2 separate regions of the Homo sapiens genome follow, and region 1 is linked to region 2. The links are chromatin loops, found by intact Hi-C in ENCODE. Cell type or tissue: PC-3. All regions are shown on one strand. Each heading gives the region's core, and the rest is flanking DNA. Links, peaks and the distances in the headings are about the cores only. Region 1 overlaps LOC105374234 (a long non-coding RNA gene). Region 2 overlaps LINC02015 (long intergenic non-protein coding RNA 2015).

What was found. Peaks named below come from ENCODE experiments on the same cell type or tissue, not always from the same donor. Only the 100,000 strongest peaks of a DNase experiment are listed, where the experiment ranks them.
Region 1: a loop joins it to region 2, with 2.1 times the contacts of the local background. A loop is called at or near these places in 3 of 110 quality-filtered maps.

What each region holds. Positions count from the first base shown.
Region 1 is chr3:178,056,370-178,071,895 of GRCh38, forward strand. LOC105374234 (a long non-coding RNA gene) reads left to right here. Exons shown (of 3, transcript XR_001741026.1): 3 at 9,453-9,479. Among named protein-coding and RNA genes, the nearest start is that of LINC02015, 250 kb to the left of the region's middle. In PC-3, for the core only: no CTCF peak of the experiment used is centred there; a DNase peak (open chromatin) is centred at 7,312; H3K27ac peaks cover 434 bases.
Region 2 is chr3:177,828,497-177,844,022 of GRCh38, forward strand. The region is part of intron 1 of LINC02015 (long intergenic non-protein coding RNA 2015); the gene reads left to right. Among named protein-coding and RNA genes, the nearest start is that of LINC02015, 19 kb to the left of the region's middle. In PC-3, for the core only: no CTCF peak of the experiment used is centred there; DNase peaks (open chromatin) are centred at 6,665 and 7,645; H3K27ac peaks cover 2,232 bases.

The DNA of each region.
Region 1 (15,526 bases), core at 3,784-11,783, 230 kb after region 2:
TAAAAGTTGTACACTGGCCACACACATAGAGTGATTCTAAATTTTAGTTATGAGGGTGGGCGTGGTGGCTCACGCCTGTAATCCCAGTCCGTTGGGAGGTCAAAGCCGGTGGATCACCTGAGGTCAGGAATTCGAGACAAGCCTGACCAATATAGTGAAACCTCGTCTCTACTAAAAATACAAAAATTAGCCGGGCATGGTGGTGGGCACCTGTAGTCCCAGCTACTTGGGAGGCTGAGACAGGAGAATCGCTTAAACTCGGGTGGCGGAGGTTGCAGTGAGCCAAGATCGCGCCACTGCACTCCAGCCTGGGTGACAGAAAGAGACTCTGTCTCAAAAAAATAAAAATAAATAAATGAATAAACTTTAGTTATGTTTATAACTTACCTTAGAAGCCTACTAAAAATGCAGGTTCCAGGAGACTACCCAACAGAAATTAGTATTCACTAGATTTATGATGATGTCCAAGAATCTGAATTTTCTATAAACACTTAAGTTTTTTTTAATGCAAGTGATTTGTAGACTGTAGTTTATGAAATATGGCATTAAACTATTTAATTTAGAAAGGATCTTGCTCTTTCTTATTCCTTTAATCGTAATGAGAGTTGCTGGTCACTTTGATGGGTAGAGAGCTCAGGCAATGTACACAAAGCCAGTTTCTTAGAATACTTACTCATCTCACTGTAATGTTTTTAATATTTTCTCTGATGTTGTAACCCTACTCTGGGAAAGAACATGTGAGACTGGCTGAGGCTGCAGAAAATGTATTGCAGTACTCATTAATGAAGGGGAGAAATTTTTATCACTTAATCCCTCTTTAATCAATGACCACTGCCAAAACAACTAATGTTTATTATATTTATAACTTCTTTTGTAAGTATGTAGGGGAGGGGAGTGTTAAAAATCCAGATCCATCGCATTGCTTTGAAGACAATTTCAAAGTATGTCTTACCTAGCTGTATATACTATTTTGTAAATGCTGGGCAGTAAATGGTTAATTCATAGCCATAGCATTTTCCCATAACATTTTGTGCTACAATTAAGGTATCAGGTAAAACGCATTGAAAGTCTTTCAGAAATTGATGCACAAAGCAGAAAACACATTAATAGGAGTACAATAGACAATTTTAGAGATAGCAGATCATCTTTCCCATCTTGCTTGAGAAACAGATGCTGAATAACCATCATATTACACAAAGTGTCCTTCAGAAACACTAAATGTAATTAGGAGTAGCTGTTCCTTGGAGAAGAAAATAGCATAATAATAAGAGGGTTGGTGGCACATATGAAATGGAAGAATTACATAATCCTCTGTATATTTAATGCTACATAAAAGGTTTTTATGTCCAATGAGAGAGCCCATCAGATAAGAGAGCTTGGTAAATGAGCACATTTGACATTGAACCATGTTGAGGGTCAATATTGAGATTTTGACTTTATTTATTGTTGTTATTGTCAATTTTTATAACAAACATTGAACTATTGATTACATGGGGGGCATTATTTTTTTGTTTTTTAAAGAATGACTTCTTTTAACTTTTATTTGCCTTTCAACATTACAGCCACCATTGGGGTTTCTTAGATAACAGAACTAGACTTAATCAGTAGAAATTATGAAAATAAGAATAATTTTGAGTGTCTGTCTATATCTATTATCTAGCTATCATCTCTCTCTCTCTCTCTCTCTCTCTCTCTCTCTCTCTCTATCTGTCTACCTACCTAGCTATCTTTCGGAAGGAACTAAAGATTCCTCCAAGGTCCCTTCTCCACTTCAAGCCAATTTGATTCGTAAGATTCTGAGGGCATTTCTGGAATCTATTTTAAAGGTAATATGGCAGCAAAAAGGAAAATGTAATAATACCACAGGAAGTAATACAGGGCCGAGTCAAGAAAGCTGTGGGTCATAGGGAGCAGATGGACTATTTAGGAACAGACCTAGGAAGGAGACTATAAGGCCAGAGAAGGGATTTTCCATCATTAGTTGTTTATGGAAAGTGAGTAAAAATACTCTTATGCATCATCCCAGTTCCCATGATGTTTTGAGTGTCTTTTCTATAAAGAGACTGTTATAAGAGGTAAGATTACTAGCAGTACATCCAAGGGACTGCAGCTGGTTTACCTAATCCTTTATACTGTGATTGGTAAAAATCACACAAGGTCCAGGGTAAGTAATGAGGCTGACATATCTTTAGGTGCATCTTTGTTACAAGTTTTGGATCAGCTTTAAAGAAATTGTCCTTACTTTGGCTAAACAAAGAGACAGTGTTTTATCTTTTTATTTTCTAAGGTACGTGTCTTTTCTTGTCCGCAGCTTATCAAACAGAACAATTACATCAGCCTTTCAGATTTTTAAGATGCTAGGCTTTATACCTTCCAAACAACACTTTTTGTCACCAGTGATGTTTACAGTAAGACTAATAGTGGGGAGCTTAACAGAGAGTTCTTTCATGGCCTCTCATATGACCTTGCTCCCTGGCTATCAGCGTGACCGAATAGACCCCAGTACATTATTGCTGACACGGCTTCATTCAAACTGTAGAGATGAGACGTCTCCATAGGCACACCAACTACAAATATAAACATCTGTTGGGTCTATGCAGAAGATAAAGTAACCTCTTAACAAAACAAAACAAAACAAAAACCCAAACATATGGGTAAGGTGTAGATCTAAGGAAGCTCGAATAAGACATTTTAAAGTTGGGTTTTTAATTAGATTGGGTTTGCTTAGAACATCCTTAGAGGGGTCTACTAGGTGAATTTAAAAATAGAAGTATGATAAGATTGGGTAATATTAAAAAGGAGACAGAGCAATGAGATTGAGACTCATAGAGAAATTTAGGACACTTTGCTAACTGTATATAGAAAGTAGCTTTGGAAAAGTACATAGAGTTTCTCCTACAGTTCTTGGCAGTCTTCCAAAATCAGAGTCAGAGTTCTTTGAATTTGGAAAGAGGGGATTGTTTAGAGATAGGGTGTCTATGGGGCCTCTGGGCAATAGGAATACTTTGCTTTTCAAACAAGAGGTGATATGGCTCTGGCATATCCATATATAGTTAGGTATCAGTGTGTTGTCACAGGGAGTACTTTAAGACAGAGCCATGCTAGAATTAAGAATGGTTAATCTAAGGAATGGAACCTACAGATGAGGGTGCTAAAACGGTTCTGGAAGAGAAAAAAGAGAAGCCAAACTAAAAAGAGACCAGCGTAAGTAGCTGAGGCTATAGAAGGGCTCATGGTTTATAAAGAAATAGAAACTGAAAAAAAGCAATTACAAAATAAGCTGCACTGCAAGTCCACACAGCTCTATCAGAGGCTATAAATGCTATTAAACTCATGGGGTAGTTTAGTTTTATACAATAAGGAAATATTGCTTGCTCTTACTTAAATCTGATATTATTCGCATCATTTAATTGCTAGTTTTCTAGGAGAGGGTCAACAGTAAATGGTTAACATTAGTGGCATTAGCCCTCAGCAAGCCTTGACCACTGAAAAAAGTAGTGGGTAACTTCCATTAAAATCAAAGTGGCAGGCAAAACCTCAGAATGCTTTCATAGGAAGGGGTTGGAAAGCACAAGTGCCGTCACTGAGGACCATCCTATCAAGATGAGCAGCATACTGTGTTTCTCTTTTCTTCCTTGATGCCTGGTACAATGCATGACACATAGTTTTTGTTTTGTTTTGTTTCGGCAATGATTTGTATGTGTGTGCGCCGTATGATGGGTCAGCTTAATGATTTCTTGTTAATGCTCAACTGAAATCTTAGTGTAATATCCTTTAAAATGTTCTTTGTGTTCTCTCCGCTGCCCTCCCCGCAACAACACATTTAAAATGGGAAAGCTATAAATAAAAGAAAAAGGAAAATAAATTAGAGTACCAAGTAAAAAGATAAGAGAAACCCCAAGTAAGAATAAATTTCTGGATAAGAAAACAAAATCGCGTGAGTAATAGCAGGAGCATTACATAATTAAACATGATATTTAAAAGTGGGGCAATGGGGTAAATTGGAACACATGTGTTTGGCAAAAGGAATTCATTTGTATGCAGAAATCAGGATTTTCATCAACTGCTCTTATAGTAAGTCTAAATTTCCATCTTTTGCCTTTGTACTTTTCCATTACACACAGGACATTATAACCAGATCAGCGGGGCAGCCAAGAGAGCAGAATTTATATTTCTAAATGAAAGTTGATAGTTAATAGCCTAGCTGCATAATGAGCCACATTTCTTGTGCAGAGTCCAAGCTTACACTGATTGCCCAAGTCTAAACAGTGACCCTCCCAAGGCTGATGATTTCCTCAGTAATCCCAGATGGCCCATGCTATGTGAGGCCCAATAAATCAACCCTATCTACAATATTTTTGCTGGAAACAGGGAGAAGCAGCCACACTGGGCTTTCTCTGTGACAGTGAGGGAGGCACGATATATACAACTTAGCTTACAGCAAGTTTCCATTCATAGAGGTGTCAGATACATTTAAACCACCTTGCAATTCATATTTTAAAATGAAAAATTTACCTTAGCATAGATAATTTGTGTTTTCTTGAACAATGGAGGATGCAGTGATGAGAAATACAGTAATTGAGGGTGAAATTCCTTGTAATGGTGATAGCTTATGTTTATTAAGTGCTTTCTGGGAGCAAAGCATTAGGTTAAGCCCCTTCCATGCATTATACCATTTAATCCTAACAAAATTCTGATGAGTTAAATACCACTGTAATTCATATATTAATGAAACAGAAACTGAGGTTTATAAAGGTTAAATAACCTGCTCAAGTAGCAGAGCCAGGATTTGAACCCTAATCTTGTCTGATGCTAAATCCCATGCTTTTACCACAGTATATTTGCTTTGCTTCAAAATATAATTGGGCAAAAGAAACCTAAAATTTGTTTGTAGGATCTCTCTGGGTAATGCTTTAATATCTTGTATCAATATAACATGCCTGTTCTAGAATTCAGAGAATTCTAAGACTCATCTTGTTGAATCCCTTCTGCTCCCGTATGGAAAAGAAGAGAATAGGGGATGAACATTCTTCAGTGGTAAATGACTATCATCTTTGCCTCTCACATTTGACCTATCTCTTCAGGCTCATGATAAATGCCATCTTCCCTAAGTAAACTCTTCCAGAACTACACTCCCACCAAAGTAAATATTAAGCATTTTTTCCCATGCTGTCCCCACCATGCTTTATGGATATTATTCTCTTCTCTGCACTTCTCCACAGATTTCTAGGGGACAATGTCTATATCTTACTCACAGCTTTATTACCAAAACGTAATGACAGGCCAAAAAGAGATTCTGGAATTGAACTCAATCTTATTTAGAATATTCTGCTTCTATTTCATCTACTTTAGTGTTTTTGTTTGCAATTTTAAAGTGCCCAAGAAATGAGAGGAAAGAACAAAGGCCAACTCAGTTGGTCAATTTGTACAAAATAACTTGAGCCCTGGCCAGGTGTCTATGCTGTTGAATTATTTGTCACATGGTTCCCAGGTGAGAGTACTCTGATGATTCTGTTCCAATTCATCACAATAGGGTGGAGAAGTACCACAGAGCACAAATTGTGCTGATGATGGTTGTTCAGTGCATCATCCTTCATATTTGCCAGAATTAATTCAAGCAGTCATTCAACGAACATCATTTGTACATTGAACAACATTAAGTTGGAGAGGGATTAGAAGACATGGTTTTCAGGAGAGGAAAATTACACAAATGAACATAATGGCAGAAGTCTGTGTTTTCAAAGACTTATTTTCCATTAGAGAAAACGTAGAATTTTGCTCCCTTATATATTTAGTATTTATTTTGTTTGGCTTATCACAAAAGCAATTTTTATATGGATAACACTTGACAGTTTACAAAGCACTTCCACACTCATTTATTGTTTCACTTAGTTTTCAAGATAGATCCTAATCAGCATCCTGCTGATGCTGAAAACCAAACACACTTTGTTATTTCTTGCATCCAGATTGTGGGAATTAGAGGCAACCACTGAATGGCCATGCTAAATTAAGGTCATGCTGATGACATAGAGAAAATGCTATTCTTTGGTTATAGATATTAAAAGATGCATTTCCTAGGCTAGACTTCTATATCTTTATAAATCAGCCCCCAGTTCCATTTTTAGCTCATAGCCTAAGGAAAACAATAAACTATCTCCTGCCTTAAAAAACAGCCACTTGAAATCACAACAATTATTTCATGCTAGGTCACAACTTTAATTTTTAATTTTTATTTTATGTTATTTTTTATTATTTTACTTTAAGTCCTGGGATACATGTGCAGAACATGCAGGTTTGTTACATAGGTATATGTGTGTCATACCGGTTTGCTGCTCCTCTCTACCCATCATCTAGGTTTTAAGCCCCGCATGCATTAGTTGTTTGTCCTGATGCTCTACTCCCCTCGTACCCCCACCCCCTGACAGGCCTCCGTTTGTGTTGTTCCCCTCCCTGTGTCCATGTATTCTCAATGTTCAATTCCCACTTATGAGTGAGAACATAGGATGTTTGGTTTTCTGTTCCTGCATTAGTTTGCTGAGGATGATGACTTCCAATTCATGGGTTGCACAGTTCCATGGAAAAAGCACGGTTACCTAGGATGGGTAGCATGCTTGCTTAACACCTCCCTTAGCTGGGGGATGGGGGATCCCCTGCCCCTTGTGGCTCTCAGGTGGGCCGCCACACCACACTGCTCTTCCTTTCTCTTAGTGGGTCTCACCAGCTGCCTAGTCAGTCCTGATGACAGAACCTGGATACCTTAGTTGCTGGTGCAGGATTCGCAAGCTGTTTTAGTTCTTTTCAGTGGGAGCCTCTGACCACCACTGCTTCTAGTTGGCCATCTTGGCCCCGATCACAGCTTGTTATTGTGATGCTGTCTGCCCATTATGATGCTGCACCTCAGGCCATTCCTGCACTGTATTATAACCAACCATCATCAATAAATGTAAGAAAACAGGGCAGAATATTTTTTATTACGGTTGTGTTGTTTTTAAAAAAGAAAAGTAGAAGGCAAATAACAGACAAACAGAAAAAAGCTTTTGCACATAAATGGCTTGTGCTTTTTTTCCGTAATAAAAGCACCCAAATCAGTTTCCCTCTAATGGGAAAAGTTGATTGTGTTTTAGAGAATGGCACATGGCTTCAAGGATCAGTTAAGTGAATTTTATTAGGACCCAAATGGGTGATAGGAGATTAATGTTTGCCTTCTTGAGAATAGCTGTGCCAGCTTCCTCCCAAGAAGGAAGCATGATGTAACTCGTTAAATACAGACAGTCAAGATGAGCTCCTCAGCCAGCTGGCCCCTGAGTTTCACACACCCCAGGAACTGACAGTGCAACCATATCCCACTTAATAAGAATGCAGTCTTACTTTTAAGGATGGCTCTAGGCCTGGTCATTTCCCTTTTGAAATGGCAATTGACTCATAAAACCTTAGGAAAAAAAGTGTTTTGGAAGGAAATCAAAAAGTTAAGGCATATACTTGCTTAACAGTGAATGTTCTCCAAAATAAAAAATGTCCCATCAATACAATTAGTACCAAAATATTGCCCACCACCAAAGTCCTAGTAAGAATGCAGAAATATTGGCAAAGAAAAGGTGACTCAACACCTTTCATTAAAAGAGGAAAAGCTAAAAGTAGTTACCTAGGCTTTTGATTCATCTGTTTTCTTCTTCTAGGACCAAGGAAACTAAAGGCTATGAAGTGCTATCAGTTGAGCAGATGAATCAGAGATTCACCTCATAAAATATCAGTTAAAAAGTAATAATTAAGTCATTTCTGTTTTAAAACATAATTTCCTATAGGAGGAAGGATATTCTGAAGATGGTGACAATTTCTCTCTGACTGGATTCAGAAAAAATAAGCTGATAAAGCATAAGCAACTTAGATTAGAATAAGGAAGACTTTCTTGATGAGGAGAGAATGCCCAATGGTTGAAGGGAAAAGTCTTGAAAAATTGACTATATTTTCTGTTGGAATGGGTCTAGTTGCAGTTCTGATAGGTAGAGTTGAAGTTTTTTGTTTTGTTTTGTTTTGTTTTTTTGAGACGGAATTTCACTCTTGTTGCTGAGGCTGGAGTGCAATGGCATGATCTTGGCTCACCGCAACCTCTGCCTCCCCGCAACCTCTGCCTCCCAGGTTCAAGCAATTCTCCTGCCTCAGCCTCCCGAGTAGCTGGGATTACAGGCATGCACCACCATGCCTGGCTAATTTTGTAGAGATGGGGTTTCTCCATGTTGAGGCTGGTCTCGAACTCCTGACCTCAGGTGATCCGCCCACCTTGGCCTCCCAAAGTGCTGGGATTACAGGTGTGAGCCACTGCGCCCAGCCACGATTTTTTAAAAGAAATCTTTCAGCCCCCTAAATCTTCTTAAAATTAACATTTTTGTTATGAAATAACTATACTGACATGCAGTTGTAGGAAACAATGCAGAGAGGTACCACACTTTACACAATAACTCCCAATGGTAACGTTTTGCAAAACTGTACTACAATATCTCAACCAGGATCTTGATGTTGATACAGTCAAGACACAAAACAGTTTCCTCACCACCAGGCGGTCCCTCTCGCACCCTTATAGTCATACTGACCTTATTCCTCCTTACCTGTTCCTGACCCTTGGCAACAACTAACTTGTTCTTCATTTCTAAAGTTTTGTGATTTCAAAAGTGTCTTATAAATGGAATCATACAGTATGTGACCTTTCAGTATTGGTTTTTATTTTTATTTTTTACTCAATATAATTCCCTGGAGATTCATCAAAGTTGATGTGTATACCAATGTTTATTCATTTTTATTGCTGAGTAGTATTCTTTAGTATGGATGTACTGCAGTTTAACCATTCACTCATTGAAAGAAATCTGAGTTGTTTACAGTTCTTGGTTACTATGAAAAAAACTGTTAGAAACTTTCATGTACAGGTTTTTATGTGAAAATAAGTTTTCATTTGTTTGGGTTAAATGTCTGGGATTGCAACCGTTGAGTTATACGGAATTTTCACATTTAGTAGAAAACTTTCAAACTGTTTTCCAGAGTGGCTGTACCATTTTACATCCTCCCCCACCCCCACAGCCATATATGAGTGATCCTGTTTCTCTGCATTTCTATACACCAGCATTTGCTGCTGTCACTCTTTTTTAATTTAGCTATTCTGATAGGTATATAGTGGGCTGTTACTTTGCATTTCCCTGATGATTAATGAGATTGAACCTAATTTCAGCTTATGTGAATACCATCTCTCTAGTCCCTTTGGCTAAATGTTTGTATGTGTCTTCTGGCCATTTTCTAATTGGAATATTTATTGTTGTTGTTTTTTAACTGTTGAGTTTTGAGAGTTCTTTATGTATTCTAGTTACTAATCCTCTTTCAGGTATGTAATTTCAAAATATTTTCTCCCAGTGGGTAACTTGTCTTTTCATTTTTTTTTTTTCTTGCTCTGTTGCTCTGTCGCCTAGGCTGGAGTGCAGTGGTGCAATTATGGATCGAGGTTAACTGCAGTCTCAACTTCTCAACCTTGTGAATTCAAGCAATCCTCCCACCTCAGCCTCCCAAGTAGCCGGAACTACAGGCATTTAACACCACATCCAGCTAATTTTTAAAAAAATATTTTGTAGAGACCGGGTCTCACCCTGTTGCCCAAGCTGATCTCAAACTCCATGGTTCGACCTCCTGATGCCCAAATCCTGGAATTACAGGCATAAGCCTCTGCACCTGGCTGCTTTCTTCCTCTCAAGAGCTTTTCAGAATTCAAATGGTTTGAAACTTTATTGAGATTAAAGTGATCATTTTTTTTTCTTTCTTTCTATTTTGTTATTATTGTTGTCGTTTTGAGACAGAGTCTTACTCTGTCTCACAGGCGGGAGTGCAGTGGCATAATCTCGGCTCACGGAAGCCTCCACCTCCCGCATTCAAGTGATTCTCATGTTTCAGCCTCCCAAGTAGCTGGGATTACAGGTGTGTGCCACCATGTCTGGCTAATTTTGTATTTTTAGTAGAGACGGGGTTTTGCCATATTGGCCAGCCTGGTCTCGAACTCCTGGCCTCAAGCGATCCACCCGTCTCAGCCTCCCAAAGTGCTGGAATTACAAGCATGAGCCACTACACCTGGCCCAATTTTTTTCTTTTATGGTTCAAGTCTATGAATTCTTTTGTCTATGCTTAGATCCTGCAAATTTTTTCCTAAAAGTTTTACAGTTTAACATTTTACATTTAATTCCATAATTCATTTTGAGTTATTTTTTGTAATAAAGTGTGAGGCTTAGGTCAAGGTGTTTTCTTTTATTTGTTTTTGTTATTGTTGTTTGTTTTGTTGCTGTTGATGTCTACTTGTTCCAGTACCATTTGCTGAAAAGACCATCTTTTCTCCATTGATTAATTTTGTAAGACCATAACTCTTAACATCAAAGAAGACACAACTTTATCTATATTTTCTTATATCTAAGAAAAGCAGTAGTTTTTGTTTAGAGAGTGCTAATTGTGTGCCAAAGCACTATCCTAAGCTTCTTATATATCTTTACCCATTTCCTTGCCTCAATGACTCATTACTCATTTAATTGTCTTAATAACTCCTTGAAGTAAGTATTATTGTTTCCATCTCACAGATAATGAAACTAAAATTTAGCCAGGTTAAATGATTTGCTCAAAGTCACAAAGCTAGTGAGTTGGAAAGCTGGGATTCGGACCCAAGCGATATTCCCCTAAAGACTGTGCTGTTAACCTTCATGAATGCTGCATTATTTACAGTGCGCCAGATATTTAGCAAAATACTGAACATTTTGCTGTTTTTCTCACTGTTATCACAAGGCATTTCAACTAACGTAATAATAAAAGACTCTCTCCTCACATCCCTTTTTTTAAGTTTCATGTGTTTGATGTTTTATTCATATCAAAACCCTCATGTCCATGAAAATACAATTTAAGAGTCAAAAAGCATAAAATTATATTTCCAAATTTGGAGTCTGTTTCACAAGCTGAAGCGCACAGTTTTGATACCTTGACAATCTTTCTGTTACTTGCAAACCAACTCTATTTCATAGGGTCTAAACACACGCACACACACACACACACACACACACACACGTACACACAAATCCACTGGGGAATCCCAGTGCTATTGTTATTAGGTACTAATACAGCTTAGGATTGTTTACTAAAATCAACTCCTATTTCCTTTTTGATTTGTTCTTTCAGTTTGTTTCCTGGTTTCTTAGAGTAAACACAGCAAGTATTCATGATAAATGAAGGCACTATGGAAGGAAACAACGCTAGCTGTGCTGTCAGAGAAAAATTGAAAAAAAGTGGCGATGCAAAATTTCCAACATGTAAATATTTTCTTTCATATGCAGGCAGAAAATGGGATATTAAAATATGAGCCAACAATAGATTATTAAAAAATTTCTACTCAGTAAAAATGAAAAAAAAAAACAAAGAAAAATCATCTTTTACTGTAAGGGCATTTTGGAATCTTCATTTACAAAAGCATTTCTGAAGTTGCAAAATCTGACACAGATGAAAGATAAAAGAGCCAGAAATTCCTTCTCACATGCAATATCAAACTGACTTGGGTTACAGGAACGCTGTTAAACTGAGTTTGAACAATCCTTTTTTATTGTGTTTATCTATGCATGAAGCAACTTGTCATGTTCTTCTCTTAAGTAAAAAGCACTGTCCTAAAAATGGTACTTGTAGTAGTTTGCCTTATTGAGAAGAAGAAGAAGGGATAAAATCTAGTCTGAATGGTTTGAAGTTCCAATATGAGAGCTACTCGGTATAATCCAAAAGTCCCAAGATAGTTTAAAATTGTCATCCTGATTTTCAAATATATCTCCAAACTAGATTTCCAAATCTTCTGAGATGTTTTCATCACTAAAGCTGGAGAAATTGTAGATGATAGACATCCAGGAGATTGGTTAACAATTGCTGGGTACAATGTCTACCACTGATGAAGCTGCTAGCAGGTAGAGATGAAAGCATTATGGAACATAAACCACATAGATAAGTGACATAAAATACAGCACTTTGGAATCTTGGTATGCACCTGCCCTTCCTCTCCCATTCCCTGCTCCTCAACACTCTTGGCCTTTCTTCTGTTCTTCTTTGTTCCCCATTTCACTTTCCATTTGTGGAGAGTTCATATCATGTATTAAAATGATACTAACAGTTGGTGGTTCTCTGCAGTCCCACTGCTTTGAGAGGCTGAGGTGGGAGGATCACTTGAGGCCAGGAGTCTGAGACCAGCCTGAGCAAGATGGTGAGACCCTATCTCTACCAAAAAAAAACCTCCCCAAATAATAATACTAATACTCAATGAAACTCTGGATTTACACATATTTATACCTAAGGGAAATTGTAAGCTACAAATTTATTTGGTGTAAGGGTCCTTGGTGAAGTAGAAAGATAGAGTGAACACTGTATTTATACTTTTTAAAGGATTCTCAGAACATTAAAGAAAGCAAAATCAAAGCTGTTCTTGTTGGCTCAGGTTATATAAAATTTAGGGCATTCAGAAAAGGCTAAAAAAATTAATTTTCTTTCTGTTTTGCTTCTCCTCAGATAAAGATATGCAATATTGCAGCAAGACATTTAACTGTGTAGGTCATTTGTGTTTTATTATAAAAATCAAAAATGTATTTCATTTTGTGTTTCATTATAAAAATCAAAAAGGGCAAAAGTAAAGTAAGTAATTTGTGTTTTGAGCTTCATTATGAATATCAAAAAGGGCAAAAGTAAGGTAGAGTGTAGTACATGGAATCATCAGTGTCTCTGAGACTCAGTGGTGAGACAACTTCAAGATAAAGAGGAAAGAGAATAATTTGCCTTTTTTTCTCTAACCATGTACAATTATGAACTTCCGAATATCCTACTATTCTTTACCAGATCCCCTGAGTCATCTTTTTAAAGGTAAACCAGATTATGTCAGCTTAAAACCCTTTAGTGGCTTTCCATCTCACTCAGGATAAAATCCAAAGTCCCCCCATTGGCCTTCCAAGGTCCTTTACATAGACTGACCTCCAATTACCTTTCTGATCTCATGTCTTCTGCTCCACTTTTCTCTTCTCTGCATCGTCAAGTTCTCTCATTCATCTGCCTGGACTGTGTTTTCCCCAAATGTCCTGTGGCTCATTCTCTCACCTCCTTCAAGCCCTTCTCTCACAGAGACCTTCCTTGGATGCTTTACACAACCACCCTCTATCTTTACGTCTACAATTTCTCATCTCCCTTGGCTTTATTTTTCTCCTTAGCATTTTTTTTCAAAATATAATGCTAAATATCTTAAATATTTCTTGTTTTTTATTGTTTTCTTTTGCTTTTTAAAATTCCCTACTAAAGTGTAAATCCAAGAAGTGCAGGAATGTTTGGGTTTAAGTAAAATATGTATATGGTACATACACACAATGGAGTACTATTCAGCCATAAAAAAGAATGAGATCCTGTCATTTGCAACAACATGGATGGAGCTAGAGATCATTATGTTACATAAAATAAGCCAGGAATAGAAAGACAAACATTGCATGTTCTCATTTATTTGTGGGATCTAAAAATCACAACAACTAAACTTAATGACATAGGGAGTAGAAGGATGTTTACCAGGGGCTGGGAAGGGTGTTGGGAGGCTTTGGGGGAAGTGGGGATGGTTAATAGGTACAAAAAATACAAAGAAGGAATAAGTCCTACTATTTGATAGCACAACACGGTGACTATAATCAATGATACCTTAATTTTACATTTTAAAATAACTCAAAGAGTGTAATTGGATTATTTGTAATTCAAAGGATAAATGCTTGAGGGATGGATACCCCATTCTCAACGATATGCTTATTTCACATTGCATGTCTGAATTAAAACATCTCATATACCCCATAAATATATACACCTACTATGTACCCACAAAAATAAAAAATAAAAGCATATAAAACATGTCCTGGCATATACTATGGTCTCAGTACTATGTACTATTGGTGAATGCTTAATAGATGGACAAGTCATGCTTTAAGAAGCTGAAAGAAAATTAGTCATTTCTCACTTGACATTTATAAAGAACTACAAAATGGGGGAAGCAGAATTGGCAAGGTCATTGGTTGGATATCTACAATTAAAATGTTTTTTTTTAAAGGTTATTTATGCAGTTTCCTACTTTGGGGTGTAATCATGAGAGAGGCCTACAGGTCTACTTAAGTTACTCAGTCAACTAATTGAAATTTCTATTCTTATTTTGCTGCAGGAGACAATCCAGTTATAGTGTCTCAGCCCACAGAACAGTGCCAACATTGGTACAACAAAACAGAATTTGGCTTAAAGAGGGATTTGTTCCCCCCTCCCCCAACCCCTGTTTATGCTGGATGAGAAAAACTAAGCAGCTTTAAGCAACTTTGAAGTTTTTCAGACTTGGATTTGATTCCCACCTCTGCCAGTAATTATCTATGTGAACTTGGCTAATTTGCTGACTCTTTCTTAACTTCCATTTTTTTCTTCCTTAATAAATGGGGCTATGTTAGATGTTGTGGTAGTTTCCTGTGGCTGCTGTAACAAATTACTACAAACTTGCAACCTTAAAAAAACCCAGAAATTTATGCTCTCAGTTCTGGAGGCCAGAAGTCCGAAGTCAGTATCACTAGGCTGTAATCAAGATGTTAACAGGACTACACAGCCTCCAGAGACTTTGGGGTAGGATCGTTTCTTGACTCTTCCAGCTTATTGCGGCTGCAGGCGATCCTTGGATTGTGGTCACCTCCCTCTAACCTCTGCTTCTGTCTTTACATTGCCTTCTCCTTTCTGCCTGTGAAATCTCTCTGTCTTCCTTTTATATGGACATTTGTAATAACATTTAGGACCCACTCAGATGATAATCAAGAATTATCTCATCATCTCAAGATCCTTAACTTAGGCACATTCACAAAGACTCTTTTTCCAAGCAAGGTAACGTTTACAGATTCCAGGGATTCAAATACATACATATTGGTGAGGGCATTTTTCAGGCTATCATAGGTGTCCTCTTAGGATCGATGTTACAGTGACTGGTATGTTTAATGAATTCAGTAACGTTCCTCTTTTTTGTCTTTCCCTTCTCTTCCTCCAAACCTCCGTAATGTTCCCCTGTAGCACTAACTCCCACCCCTAATATTATGAAACAGGCTATGCCTGCCCTTAGCATCATTGCTGCCTTTCAGTTTGTACCTCCATTATCTAGTCTAAAACAGACTCTGGGCAGTTGAAAAAAGAAAAAGAAACCTTTCCTATTCACACGTAGCTTCCATTCTGGTGTGGGAGATGAACAGTTAAACAACCAGTTGCAATATAAGGAAGAACAATATACAATTTACAGAGACACATCTGTAATGCACCGCAGGTTAAAAAAGGAATTAGTAATTATTATTGAGAGGTAGGAGCTAGTGAAATCTTGGAGCCAATAACATTTGAACCAAACCTTGAAGATAAGAATGTCAATGGGTTAATGATGTTGGAAGAAATTTCCAGACAGGAGAAGGACACAGAGGAGAGCTCTCCCTTGTTTCTCCGAAAAACCAGTACC
Region 2 (15,526 bases), core at 2,601-10,600:
TGTAAAAATAATTTAAATCAAGAATTAGTTTCAATCAAGAAAATTTCAGATTTTATTTTATTATTCATTTATATTTGTTATATCTGTGGATCTGTTTTATTTATGTTCATGAGGACCTGTTTGGTCTGAAAGTAATTTAAGATAGCTTACAAAGAAGCATATTATATATAGTAAAATGATATTAAATTTAAATTAATAGGAAAAGTTAGATAAATGGAAAACAAAGGTAGAAAAGAAGGAGATGGTGTTTTGAATATGAAATTGTATCTTGAATCCCCCATGCTTGCTACAAGTGGTAATGAGAGTGGTAATATAATTCAAGAAGATGATTGTGTAAAACAAACTGGTTGCTTAGGCAGAGGACATCCATTATTGATACTGTGATAAGAGTAATTTCTGCCATGTTGCTCAGTTTCAGTATTCACCAGAATCTTAAGCATTAAACTTGAATATTAAACCAGGAACTTGGAATATGGTCTTTAATAAATTCATGCAGTAATTGTTTATTGAAATAGTTTCTGACCCACAGAAATTATTGTGTTAGGTGCTACAGAGAAGAGAGACATGTCTCAAACTATCCCTGCTCTTGAATAATATGCATTAAAGAAAGAATATAAGTAATACATTAATAAACTACATTCATCAGGAGGCTGAAGCCAGAGGATCACGTGACGCTAGCAGTTCAAGACCAGCCTGGGCAATACAGTGAGACCCTCTCTCAAGCAACAACAGAAATTAGCTGGGCATGGTGGTGCGCAGCTGCAGTCCTAGCTTCCTGGGAGGCTGAGGCAGGAGGACTGCTTGAGCTCAGGAGTTTGAGGCTTCAGTGACCTATATGATCTGTTACTCCAGCCTGGGTGACAGAGAGAGACACTATCTTTAAAAAAATTAATAGAGGCTGGGTGCGGTGGCTTGTGCCTGTAATCCTAACACTTTGGGAGGCCAAGGTGGGCGGATCACTTGAGATCGGGAGTTTGAGACCAGCCTGGCCAACATGGTGAAACTCTGTCACTTCTAAACATACAAAAATTAGCTGGGCAAGGTGGCATACGCCTGTAATCCCAGCTACTTGGGAGGCTGAGGCAGGAGAATTGGTTCAATGTGGGAGGTGGAGGTTGCAGTGAGCCGAGATCACGCCACCTCATTCCAGCCTGGGCAACATTGAGCGAGACTCCATCTCAAAACAAACAAACAAACAAACAAACAAAGTTCAAAGTAGATAGTGATGATGAGAGGTACACGTGTGGTGTTAAAAGTAGCTCCCCATTTATATCTTACCGCATTCTGTGGACCACCCCACAGAAGATATTGTAACAAATAAAATCTTTATACTTTCTAACATATTAACTCTTTTAATTTCTTAATGGTGGCTTTTAAATACTTAATGATTCTTTTATGTGGATTTCAAAAGCCAGACAGTGCAGTATCCATGCATAGCCACCCAGGACTACTAAAGGTCATAGTGGAGAAGACTTGTCATAAATATTATAATCCCATGGATAATTCTGTCCTTTAACTCTGTATGCAACTTAGATCATAAACTTGCAAAGTGGATGCCAAGCCTCATATTAGTTCTTCATCTCAATTTGTCAAAAATTGATTTCACCAAGTTCAGAGAGAGAGAAAATAAAGCACAAATGCACTGTTTTCCTAGAGGGCATGTGCATATTTTCTATACATTCGTTCAACATTATTAAACATTTATTATATTATGGGAATGGTACTGAGCATGGAATTATAACAAAAGTAAATTTTTTAAAATTTTCCTCAAGGAAAATAATTTATTGTTTAGGTGGAGAGACAGATATATAAACGAATAGTTATAGCAATGAGAGAAGTACAGATAGACATTTGTAAGAAGGGAAAAGGCAAGCTCTGCCTAGCAGGATAGAGAAAAGGCCACATTGAACTGGCGTTTGAATTTCCTCTTGAAAGATGTGCATTTTGCCAAGTGGAGATTGTACAATAGGAATGATATTCATCCTGGTTAGGAAATGTTCTTGGAGCACCTCCCAGCCTTTCGGTCTAATATTTCCTGAGTACCTCTCAAGGATTCAGTGTGGGATTAGGTGATGTGGTAATTATAAAGAAATAGAAGCCTTGTTACTCGTCTTCAGAATGTTTACTCATAAGGGGTAGTAAATTTCCCTCCCCACACTTTCAACAGTGATTAAGAGGTCATGACTGTCAGTCCTAAATTGTGTGTCACGTCATAAATTCTGTAGATTAGAGAGCATGATCATGTAATTCACAGCAACCAGGGCAAGCCTCACAGATGGGGTAAGGCCTAATCTGTTCCTTGGAAACTGGGATGAGGTTTGGATGTGGGAGAGAGAATGCTTTAACAGTCAAGCCACAAACCTGTATTGAGGGCCTACCATGTGTCAGGCTCATGAATAAAGAAGCAGCATGGGAGTGGGGAAAAAACTGGGATTGAGGTTACATGTGTTTGTGGAAAAACCTGGCTGGACTAGTGAGTTTGAGGTGAGGGATGGCGGGCAATAAGTATAGAGTGAAACGAGTTTGGGCAAGAAAACTGCAGCTAGATTAAAAGGTGCTCTGAAGGACAGGCAGTGGCTTTTGGGTTTGGCATTTATGAAAATGGGGAGTCACCAAAGGTTTTTGAGTATGGGAGAGAGCTGCTGAAAGAAGTACACAAATAAAAGTAACCTTCTTTAGGGAAGTTACATTGGAACAGCTGGAAGGGCTTGTAGAGATCCCTTTACTCACTACCCCATCTGAATATCCTTCAGATGGCCATCATTTGACTGAAAAGGCAATGAAGGCCCACAGAGGTTATAGGATTTGCTTAAGACAAATAGAGTAATCTTGTCTCCATTTCAGGCTCCTTCTTTTGATCTTAACAGTGTGTGTGTTCTAGGCTGGGTGGATGGACAGTAAAGGGAGTAGGAGCATCGAGGTCCAGGACCAGCCAGGCTGAATGAGAGGGCAAACAGGAAGCAGCCGTGACCCAGATTATGTTACAGCCATAGAATGAGCATATTAGAACTCGTAGAAGACCTAAATGCCATCCAGCCTTATCCTATTGCTTTGCAGAGAGGGACAGTTGAGGGCCCAGAGGGAAAGTGACTCACACAACAGAGCGATCTAATGACCTGACTTTAAGTCCAGCTATTTTCCCTGTGTCCACCTCCCTTCCTCCTTCAGATTCTATGGTTGTGTGGATGGGCTCTATTTTCTGTCCCCAGCTAGTTACCTGTTCATGCACTACACCCCTTGGATCCTCTGTTAAAGAGAGACTTAGTAATTGGGATACCTGCGCTGCCGATGGATTTGCCACATCTATTCTGTTCTCAGGTTGTATGTTGTTTGTGTGTGTGTGCTTGTGTGTGTGCATGTGTGTGTGTGTGTGTGAGAGAGATGTGCTACAAAAAGAAAGCTAAGGGAGGCATGCAGAAGACTGCACCAGAATGAGTTTGTACCTTTATCCAAAAAAGCCACAGTTTCCTTCATTCTTTCTCCTCCCTAGAAGGAGACCAGTTCTTATAGCTGCAGAGAAGGGTAGGGAATGACAGTAGGAAAGGGGCATTGCTAGAGTCAGAGGCACAGGTGGCATGAGAAGTGCAGACCAGTCAGAAACAAGGCCCATCACACTCTTACCCTCAGCCCTGTGCTCTGGGATCCTCTCTGTGATCCTGATCGTGATCGTGTAAGGGTAAGAAGTTGGGAGGAAGGAACCTCAGCAACATCTCCTCTCTTGCCCTACTGAACTCTGGAAGCCACGTTGTTTTCCAGGAGAGGTGGAGGAGGTCAGGGCCTAGCTAATATCTGGTGCTGCTGGAGAAGATGCTTTCCAAATGGACAGTTAAGAAGAGTGACGAAGGTATTTAAGAAATTTAGCCACAAAAGCACTTGTAAATAGTGTTAAAAGGCAGTGGGAAAGAGATATTTAGATTTGGTAATTTAAAAAAGTCAATGCACACCTATATGAATAAAGTTTTGAGTAGCCTCTCCCCTGCCCCTAAGAATTCGGACATTTATTTAACTGTGGCCCGAATAGTGAATGGAGATGTACATTTTAGCCTTCAGGGATCAACAAATGAGTCCTTAAAGAAACAACAGGCCTCTAAATAACTAAGGGAAGATCAATATAAAATTATTCCTGAGTATAAATAATAAAATATAGTTGAAAAATTAAATTACCTTATCAGAACTTTGGTTGTTCTAGCAAATATTTTTTGCACAGTATAAAATTCCAGAATGCACACTTAAGGCCGTTCAGCTATTTACATGCTAATATACATTTATTATTAATGTGCACATTGAAATATTTTTTTCTCATTTAAGGTATATGTATATGTTTATAATAGAGTGAATATCCCTGAACTCCATTCACACAACGTACAGTATTTTTTCATTCATTTAAACTAAGATTTATCTATATAGTTTATATTTTATATTTGGGGAAAGCTAAGTAGCAGAAATTTTATAACATAGACAATGATATTCACATATTCAGATCTACAACTCAGCCCTCACTGCTTTACACATGTAATTAGGTTGTTTCCATGGTAATGATCTAATTATGGGCTTCTCCTTGGCCTTGTGTAATCACATTTGCTGCGTTTTGGCAGAGATGTTTTCCTTATTTTGTTGAACTGCAACACTTGACAAGATGTTCTCTCTTAAGATGAATAATGATTTTTCTTGGGAGACAAAAACAAAAAACGAAATAACACCATCAAAGTTGATTTGAGAGGGATTATAGGTATTTGACAAATCATGCCAGTAATAAAATATCTATTACCCTTGAAAGCATACTCTATTTTTATCTTTGTGTGTGTTATTACTGATGGAAATCATAGGAGGTTCTCATTTTAAAAAACCATGTGTGCTATTTAAATATATGATTTTCATGGGGCCCAGAGGCTTGAAGGAAAAGAGATGTTAGGCCAGAGAAGAGAAAGCTCCTGAGAGCTTTGTAGAAAGAGAACTGGAGACTGTATTCAGTGAGAATATTATATTGCAATTGACAAAGCTATTCATGAAAAGATATTTGGTTATGGTTGCCATGGCAGTAGGAAACACCTGAAAAAAATCAATTAAGACTTATCTTGGCAGGGATTCAAATGCAATCCTTTATGCACGTGCAGAAGAAGACAGGAGATGTAAATACTTGCAGAAAGACAGCTTTATCATCACGTGGTCCCCTCAGAAAAACCCTGGAATATGAGAAAAATAAAAGTTTAGCTCTTTTATGTGCATAAAATGACACTGTGCTATAAAGCATTTTTTATAGGAAACTCATTCTTACAGTGGAAAGGATGCATATAATGGGTGGTGCAGGCTTATTGTTTTAGGGTTAGCAAGAAGGTGTGTGGGCTCCAATGTCACAGTGCCCAAGGTCCAGATACCTGGTATTCAGGGGCTGGGAATTCAAAGCTTGCTTCTTCAACTATTATGGAGACAGCTTCAAATCCAAAATTAGTGGACCAGATGTCTAAGAGTCCAGAATGTTGAAACTGCTTTCTGAGTATCATTTTGTGGGAATAGGGTGGGTGGATATAGTTTTTGGTAACCTAATTTATTAAAGGGCATAGATATAGCATGATGCTTGGGAATAATAATGTTAATAACCTGATTTTCAATTTATAGCAAACCAACCCCTATGAAATATTATACGGCTTGGTTTTAGGCTTATATAGTGTTATTTTCTCAGGGGGGAAATGATATTCATAGGATGTTTAGTAATTATAGGCAATTAACAAGAAATTTTTAATTTAATGTATTTATTTATTTATTGAAAAAATATTTATTTACTACTTATCACGTGTCAGGCACAGTACAAGGGCCTGGGAATAGAGCAGTGAATCAGAAAGACATGATTGCTGCTCTCAAGTTTTTTATCATTTTATAGAGAAAGTGGCGAAAACAAACAAATAAAGAAACAAACAAACAAAGAAAAAAGGCCAATTTCAATTCTGGCCTAAGCAGTGTTAAGTAGGGAAATGTAGGGTCCAAGGAGAACAAAGAGGAGGGTGGTGTCTGACAGGGTGACATTCATTCTAGCAGAGGGAACAGAGACCAAAGACAACATGGAACATGGACCCAACATCACAGATCAACTCCAAACAGGACAGTGTGATGGGATCCTGTGGAGTATAAGTGGGAATGATGAGAGGTGAGACAGGCAGGCAAGCAAGACCAGAGAGTTGAAGTGCTAGTAAACTACACTGACAAGCTTGGCCCCTCAGCCCAACCAGAATCCATTCAAAGGTCTCAAGCAAGGGAGCAACATGGCCTGATTTGCAATACCTGCTGCTGTTAGCTTTAGTGGTTTTGAAGCAGTGATTTTGGAAAAATCAATCGAATGATTTTCATTCTGAAGTATTTTGGCTGCTAACTGGGACTTCCATTGTGTGGTCTAAGGTGAGTTACTTTACCTCTCTAGTATCCCGTGTTTTCCTCTACATGGGCCCTTTTAGCTTTGTTTCTCTATGATGCGATTTCTCAGTTGTGTTTGTTTTTTGTTGATAGACACACTTGCTTACAGTGTGACTACACATGCACCCAGGAGTGAATTATCTTTGATTACTTGAAGTTCTGCCCTATCCACCAGCTGGCTGGTCTAAAACCCTTTAAACTCCTTTACTCTCACCATGAGGTCTTGCCTCCCAGTAGGATTAAGCCAGGAGGGCAACCGCGCCTGTCAGGGAGAAGGATGTGGGTTTGCCTGAGTCACTGTGTGTGAGAGTGAATGATGGTTTTAGGAAGTAGCCATAAAGCATTGGGAGAATGGCTGTGAATGGCTTTCATATTCTCTGCTCTGTTTTTGATTACACCAAAGACAGCTTGTTATTGAGTAGCTTATAGCATGTGGCTATGTTTTAAGTACTTGAGTAACACAGTCAAAATAAACCAGCTCACTCTGTTTGGTGAGCAAGTCTAACAAACATATAAAGAACATAAATGTACTTCTTGTAAGTCACAAATATATCTAGAAGTTAAAAGGAAGATCAGAATATGTTAGTTGGTCTTAGAATAAACTTTCCCTTAAGGGTTTGGTTTATAATGTGGGCGTGAAATTCAGTTTTCTTATGAACAATTTTACATTATCGTTAATAATGAACAATTTGTTAAGTATTAGCATCAACAATGTGATATAAATAACACTGTGTGTTTGATGTTGGTGTACAGGTGATTGGTGTACTGAAGAAAGGTAACGATGTATTTATTCAGTGTTGCTATGTATCTAATATAAATTAGGTATTTGGCATAATCAGATGAAAAAACTGTTGCGCAGAAGTTCATTCTATAATGCACAGTTAATTATTGCATAGTATAATAAGTATGGTATAAAATATACTTAATGGAACACAGGTAATGGCATTTAGCCTAGCTTTGTAGGTTAGGGTAAGAGGTAGTTAGCGGTGGGATTGTTACCTGTTTCTCCAATATTCTTAATCATTCAAGTCTAATTCCAGTCTAACTATGCCATATAAAAATCCCAAAGTAACCATGAGAATTTAGACATTAAGGGAAAATGAAATATTTAAAAGAATCCCTTGAATCTGGTCTTGTTGGGTTTCTTTCTGTAAAAATGAAGAGAATGTTCTGACTGGTCACTTAGTCATTCGTTCCTTCACTCAACATGTTCAAGTCTCTATGTTCCAGGCACTCTTCCTGGGCCTGTGGTTACAGAGATAAACAAGACTGACAAGGTCTTGGCTGTCATGGAGCCTAACTTCTAGGGGATCCCATGACTTAAGAACTCTACCTCCTCTCTTACATGAAAAAACAATCTTGTATTAAAATCAGACCTCTGTTAGATCTTGGAACAGTAAAAGTACATCAGTGGAAGAAATGGAATCTGAATAAATTTTGTAGTTTAGTAAACAGTATTGTAGCAATGTTAATTTCTCAGCTTTGATAATTGTATGATGGTTATGCAAAATGTCGACATTAAGGGAAGCTGGGTGAAGGCTCTAAGAAAATCCTCTGTACTATTTTGCAACTCTTCTGTATGTCTAACATCGTCTCAAAAAAGAAAAAAAAATCCTAACACTAAACAAATAAAAAACCTTGGGCCTTGATTATTTTACTTATGTATTTACAATGTACAATATCAGATCCTGTTAGGAAGTTTAACAAAAAATAACCCTGTGGGCAGCAGTGTACGTGAGTGCCAAGAAATGTTGGCTGAACTAGATTATTCACTGAAGATTAATCAAAATATTCCCGTCTTCCACAATTAATTTTGAAGATTCTACATGTTTGGATTGCCACCAAAACAAAAAGTGCCAAAATAGCACTGTCGTACACAGCTTTGTTACCTAAGAGACTGAAATGTAGCTCAAGTGTCCAGCTTGTTTCTTTAATGTGCATTAGGCGAGGCCCACATATCCACAGAAGTCATATAAATGAGCCACTTACAAGGCTTACCAATTCTTGCTCAATACCACAAAGACTGTGTGTCAAAGAGAATGGTTGTAAATTAAAGCTGACACACGGCAGCTGTGACCGTAGTCAGTGTCAAATCCCAGTTTGTTTTCTTGTCTTTCAGATAAGCTCAGTGAGTTGATCAATAAATCCAGATAATTACTACTATTAGAAATGTTAAAAGTGTTTTCTTCTTTCTTGGCCTGTATAATTTCCTCTGGGGTATCATGACTGCTGGTCCAGTCTCACCGGGGTACATATTTCATTCAACCCAGTGACTACCACCTAAGGCACTGTGGCTCAGCCCAACACCCTTTTCCTTGAGTTCACCTTCTTGCCCATCAAATGCCTCTTGAACTGGCCTGGGGCCTTGGCTGTGGCAGCCTGTTTGCACTGCAGAGCGTGGTCTCAGACTTTGGATTGCTCTAAGAATTGTCATTCTCTTCAGGGGCTGAAATCCTCACATTTTAACATCATTATGTATATTTTGTCTTGGATCAAATTGATTAATGAATGATAGATTACCCCAAATCTCGCTCTGGTGTGGAGCTTTCCATCTGTCTTATTTTTTTCAGTGAACATCTTTCCAAATTTCAGCCTCTTCTCCACCCACCCCCCACCGTAGCGCCCTGCCTCCTCTCCATTTGCCTCCTCTTACCTTTCTGCTGTATCTTTTTCCTTATTCTCCTTTTTTGTTCTCCACCAAGTATCTTCAGAGAACCTCACTGTGCCTGGAGCAGAGTTAGGTCCTGGGGACACAAAGATGAATGGGACGCACTCTCTGCTTATCAGGTGTGTACCTCTTGGCTGTCACCCTCTCCTGGCCATGCTCTCCCTGTCCCTGCCTGATGGGGGGTGGGCCTGACTCCTCCTTGGCATCTTCCCCTCTCTCTCCATACACTGTAAACCTCCGTTTACACCAGACAGTCTCTAAGGTAACACACTGATGAGGAATAACTGTCAAACAGCATGAAGATATTTAATGATGGCTTAAAAAGAGCCTGGGAATAAAGTCATATGAGAAATTGGTTACATATTTAATTTAGGAAAGATTGTTACAGTATCAGGGGAGAAAAGGAAGAAAATACATTGCTTCCCATAAAAATGCAGTAAAAGATAAAGCACAAACAGCCCCTCTGTATGTTGAAATATTGTCATTCTGTGATTAAAGGGAAGCAAGGTGTTTTCTGTTCAGCACTTGTGCCAGGGAGGCGTGGGGGAGGGATAAAGGCATCCGGGCTACAAGTTTGAATTTCTAGAGCTCTGAGGAAATTAAAATGCAAACAAAGAATAGTGAGATTCTGAGGCTTTTCAGAGGAGGAGTCCAGTACTTGGTGAGCCAGATGGGCCATGAAATGAACTTAAATTTCAGGCCATTTGACACCTCTCGATTTTCCTCAGCTTGACAGCACTAATAGGAAACAAGGTCACATCATTTTTTTTTTCAATGTACAAAAACTTATATTATGTGTTTTCTACCCCGAGAATCTAAGAAAAGAACCATCTTGCAAATGAGTCAGCCTGGAGTATCCAGATAGCTCAGTCAATTTTTGGCTCTGTGCTTTAGCACATTTCCTTAATGGGGTGGATTGCGCTTGTGTGTAAGGCATCAAAAAGTGGCAGGCATTTCCTAGTCCATCACTCATTTGAGCTACTGAACCTGGAATCAATAAATATTCCATTACTGCATTATTTATGGCCAACTATAAACAATTTCTATCATTAAATCTTTGCCTTTTAGTTGTTCCTCATTAGCAAGGGATCAATTTCAGATCCCAGTCTAGGTCGTGCCCAGAATTAAAGAAGAGCAATGTGTGAGAATGTTTATTCATATACATATTTATATTTTATATTAAAATAGATGCATGATGAAAATTATTTCTGCATCTAATATTTTCATAGTGTTTCAGTTCCAAAAGTCACCTTGAACTTCAGTTCGGATGTGGTGGTGGCTTGGGAAAAGCACTGGACAGCATTTAGACGAGTTTGGGTTCTTACATCTCCAAATCTCCAGTAACCAGCTGTGTGCTTTCAAGTGAATCATTTGCCCCAGTTTCTTCATCTGTAAAACGAGTGGATTAGAATGGATGATGCCTAAGTTTTTCTTTAGGTCGTAAATTCAGTGAATGGAAGAGGATTGTAGAAAGGAGCAGTAGATGACATGTGGGAACAGGGTCATTTGCAAATGTGCAGAATTCGTATTACGGGAGTGATAATGCTGGTCATTGTCTTGAGTCTGAGTGCCCTCTGGGAGATCTGCATTCAGTGATTAACTGTTTTCTTGTATGAGGAGTCATTCTGTCTGGGAGGACATCAGTCTAACCAGAGACGGGAGACTGTCTGTGAGCTGGAGATATTGAGGACATGTTTTTTTGTTTTGCTTTTTGTGAGAATTTGAATGCTTTGGATGGGCTTGCACTATAGTTTACTACAGTTCCCACCACTTGGCCTCCTTTACTCCTGACCTCTCCGCCCCAGAGGTATTTGAATTGGTAACACCTAGTCCAAGTAACTCGGAAGGCAGAGCTGGGCAGTCACTCAGGCAGCAGTTACTGAGCACCTACCATGTGCCAGGCACAGTGGGTGGCACTCGGGATACCAAGGGAGACATGTTGGGTGCAACTTCTCCCCAGCAGAGCATACACGCTAGCGAGGAACATGGAACACATGTCTTTTTACAAACACTTAGATAATTACAAGTGTGCTAAGAGCTGCAAAGGAGCGTGTAGTGTGCTGTGCCTGGGTATAACAGGAGCATCTAATTGAGTCTAGGAGTAAGGGAAGACTTCCCCAAGAAAGGAGTTTTTAAGCTGAGACATAAAATATAAGACAAGACTATTCAATAGAGACTATCAGAGAAAATGTTGGGAGAGAGAGGCAGAACAAGTTCGAAAATAAAGAGGTGATGTCTTGAGCAAGATTAACATGGATTAGCAAACACATCTCTGTGCTTGTTTCTTCGAAATTCATCAATAAAAGACTATGAAGAAAACAAAAAAGGGATTCCTCATCCTTTCTTCTGAAACTCGCTCCCTGCCCATTTAGGTCGGTGACTGATTCATAGATTCTCCCTTACCTGTCTGGCAGCCTAGGAGTTGTCCTTGCCTCTTCTTTGCCATCTCACTGCACAGCTCTCTGGTCTCCAAATCAGTCTCACTTCTACTTTCCTTACGTTTTACTTGCTCCCCTTCTTGTTTCAAAGCCCTCACACCTGTACAATTGATCTTTCCCACTGGAGTCTGAGCTACTGTCTTTGCCCATAAGGGTCCCCATTCCTTATCTAGTTTAGGACACATCTTCCTAAAATACATCCTTACACTGCCTGACCTTTTCAAGAGCTGCCTCTGGTCTCCTGTCATCTAAAGCACAAATGCTCAATCTCTTAATCTTCTGCCGAGAGCACTGAAGCACATGAGAACTTACGCACCTGAGTTCTTCAGTCCGGCCACTCTGGAGTATGCAGATGATGTAGTATCGTGAGTGAGCATTTTGGAAGAGAAAAACAGTGTAGCTACAACAGACGTTTGGAAGAATTACATGATTCTTTAACCCCAGTACTCTAGTACACTAGTGATTTTCTTTCCTATACTGTATATTCTTTTTGTTCATGTGCACATATATGTAACAGATTTTAATTGCAATATAATAGACCCTTGAATCCTGCTTATTATACCTTGTGGTAGATGGTGTTTCTCAAGATAGTCGCAACAAGATTTCCCATTCATCATGCCCTTCCTCCAATATGACATTGACCCTCCTATTCAGAGGAAGGGATGATGTTCTCTCCTCTCGAATCTGAATGGGTCTGTGACTACAGCCAAAGTGATGCGACGTGACTTCTGATTCTAGGTCATAAAAAGTGATCTGGCTCTGCCTGGCTTTCCTGAGGTGCTTGATTTTGGAACTGAGGCACCATGTCATGAGGAAGCAGGAAGCACACATGGAAAGTCCTGTGTAGGTGTTCTGGGCAAGAACTCCAACTGAGAGCTCAGTCTGCAGCTGGCATCAACCACTAGACTTGCCAACATGGAAGCTTTGAGATGACTTCAGCACTAGCTACTAGCCGTCTGAAACCACCCAGAGACAGGGCTGCCCAGTTGAGCCCAGTCAACACCTAGAACTGTGAGGAATAATGAAAAAGCAATTGTTGTTTTAAGCCACGTAGTTTTTGGATGACTTATTATTACAGCAATAGATAACCAGATACATACCTCAAACCAGTAAAATATAGACATAATTGTACATTAGAAATGTACGCTGAGAAAAAATCTCAAAAGGCAAAAGAAAGGCTTTATTACAAATATACCAACATTACTCGTAACCTGGAAATAATGAGGACAGAAACTCAGATGTCCAATTTTTGTTTAGTTTTTATAACTAGGCACATTTGCTTTACCATCTAGCTTGTCAACTCCTTGAACACATGGACTGTGTTTTAAACTTGACATAAGTAGGTTCCTCTCTACTGTATATTTTTTTAACAAAATAATGTATTCTATAAATTTGTTGATGATTCATTTTAATAATTTTTCAAAGGATATTTGAATTATTTTATTTAATCCTTTCAAAGCCTTGTCTGATTTTACGGGTGAAGTTAAGAGCCTTCTAAGGTCATACAGGTTGCAGGGGTAGCACTGTGTCTTGTATGTACTTAGATCTGACTTCAATTCTGGGACATCTTTTACGACACCACGAGGGCTGTTTGTCCTGCAATTTCTTTCTAAGAATATCTGTAGAAACATGATGGATATTCATGCATCTCGAGAGGACTATGTCTTTGTTCTGTAGCTTTGATGTGCTTTCAAATGGCTTTACTGTAGCTTTATAGAAACCAATAGCTCAGAACAGGACTCAAGATGGAAAAAGTGCCCATTGTTCTTGCTGAGGGCTGCATTTCCGGCTCAGTCATAATATGTAAGAAGGGCTGTATCCTACAGATACCCTAAGGATGAAATACAAACATCATCAGTTACTCTGGTATCTTTAATAACTGATCTTTGCAAAAATTGAGAATAAGGGAAGGATAAGGCAAAAAGCACATTCAATGCGGAGTCAGACAGGTCTAGATTTGAAGCATGATTGCCGCATGCCATTTCTATGGCTTCAAACCACAGGGCCTCCCAGGGCCTCAGCTTCCTCACCTCTTAAATGGGAAACACGGTAGTTTTCATCTCATTGGGTTGACAGGAGACAAAGAGATGGTGTATATGAAATACTCTCTAAAATGCCTAGTTCTTAATCCAAATGGAGAATTAGTAGCTTATTATATATAACAGCAAAACAATCATTTTTGTTAAACTTTTTAAAAATATAAGAACTTAAATATCACCTGCAACTATCTAGAGATTCTTATTCCAAGTTTTTGTGTGACTTTGGGTAAATCACTTCACAACTCTGGGCCTCAGGAAAGATTTGGCTAGAGGATTTCCAAGATTCCTATCCTCTGAATTTAAAATTCTGACTTTTAAACAGTTAGTTATATGACATTATGCCATTTGGGGTTTGTTAATCTTCTAATTGGTTTCATTGTAATTACCATTGAGCCATCATAGTTTGTCTTTCAAATACCAAGTGACCTTCTGCCATTCCGGTACTTGATTTGCTGACAGTTGTAAAATGTTTACCCTCTGCAAACATTCATTAGTAATGGTCACAATTTTTACAGTGTCACTGCATTTTTGCAAAGAATCTGATAGCTCCTTTATCATTGTGGTACATCATTCAATTGGAGAGTGAATTTGAGAAAGTGTCAAAGCCATTCTTAAGGGTATGTTGACTTTCTGCTGGTGATATGTAGAACTGTTTGCCTGTTTTCTTATTTTTTTCAGTCTGAATTAAATAAAATTAAAATCACAACTGTCATTTGTGATTCACAGAGGAAATCTGTGATTTGCAAAGGGTTACAACATAGTACTATAAATTTGATATTATCCACATTTACAGAAGGGAAACTAAGCCTCAGTTCGTGACTTGTCACACAAATGCAGTCACGTGTCACTTAACGATGGGCATATGTTCTAAGAAATGCATCATTCGGTGATTTTGTCAGTGTACTTACACAAACCTAGATGGTATAACCTACTACATACTTAAGCTAAATGGTATAGCCTATTGTTCCTGGGCTACAAATCTGTATGGCATGTAACTGTAGTGAATACTGTAGGCAATTTTAACAGAATGATAATTTGTTCATCTAAACATATCAAAGCATAGAAAGGGTAAAGTAAAAATACAGTATTATAATCTTACGGGACTATCATTTTACATGCAATTTGTCATGGACCGAAACATTATGTGACACATAACTGTAAGGAACAAGTAATTTCAGAGCTGAGTCTCTAAGCCTTGTATTGGTTCTTGAAATTGCTCATCTAACTACACCATGTGTTTCTCTGTTGGAGAGAGATTCACTGTCATTGATACACTCTTGGTTGAAGAAAACATTGCTAAGCAATCTCTAAATATTTCTGTTGAATATAAATTAAAATTTCAGAAAAATAAAAATGGGGATACAATGGAGCTGGGAGAAAATCAGGGAAAAAATAGTCTTTAAAAATGACACCTTTCCACAATTAGGAAAAAGAAATAGATTGACGTAGCACTTGTCAAAATTATGGTGAGGCAATCTCAGAGATTGCACAACAGCGGCAAGACCAGGGCCATTAAGAGGAGGTGGTGGGAGTGTGGTGCCTTTGTATTGTCTTCCAACCTTGCAAGCCCCACTCTCTAGCTATTTCCTGTCCAGTCACTTCTGAGCTAGATCCCTACCACCCCAGCCACACCTCTTGTTTAAATATCTGGAAAACTAGAATTTTTTTGTTATTATGGTATGGTAAATCAGAACAATGTAGTGAGTACGCTATAGTGAGTGTAACTGAGTGATACAGGGAAAATTGGCATGGTCAGGGAGGCAGGAGACCTCTCAAAGCTCTAGTTTCCTTTCATTCATCTCTAATGTTCTATGACTGTAACAGTAAAACAGTTCCTAGTGATTAAAGTTAGAATGGAAGTCAGTCCATGAATTGAATGTAAGTCCCGGCCATGCTGCTGAACATACTTAATGTGCAACATCACATCTAGGCTTTGTTGACCCCATTTACTTTGCCAGGAATTAGAAATTAGAGCA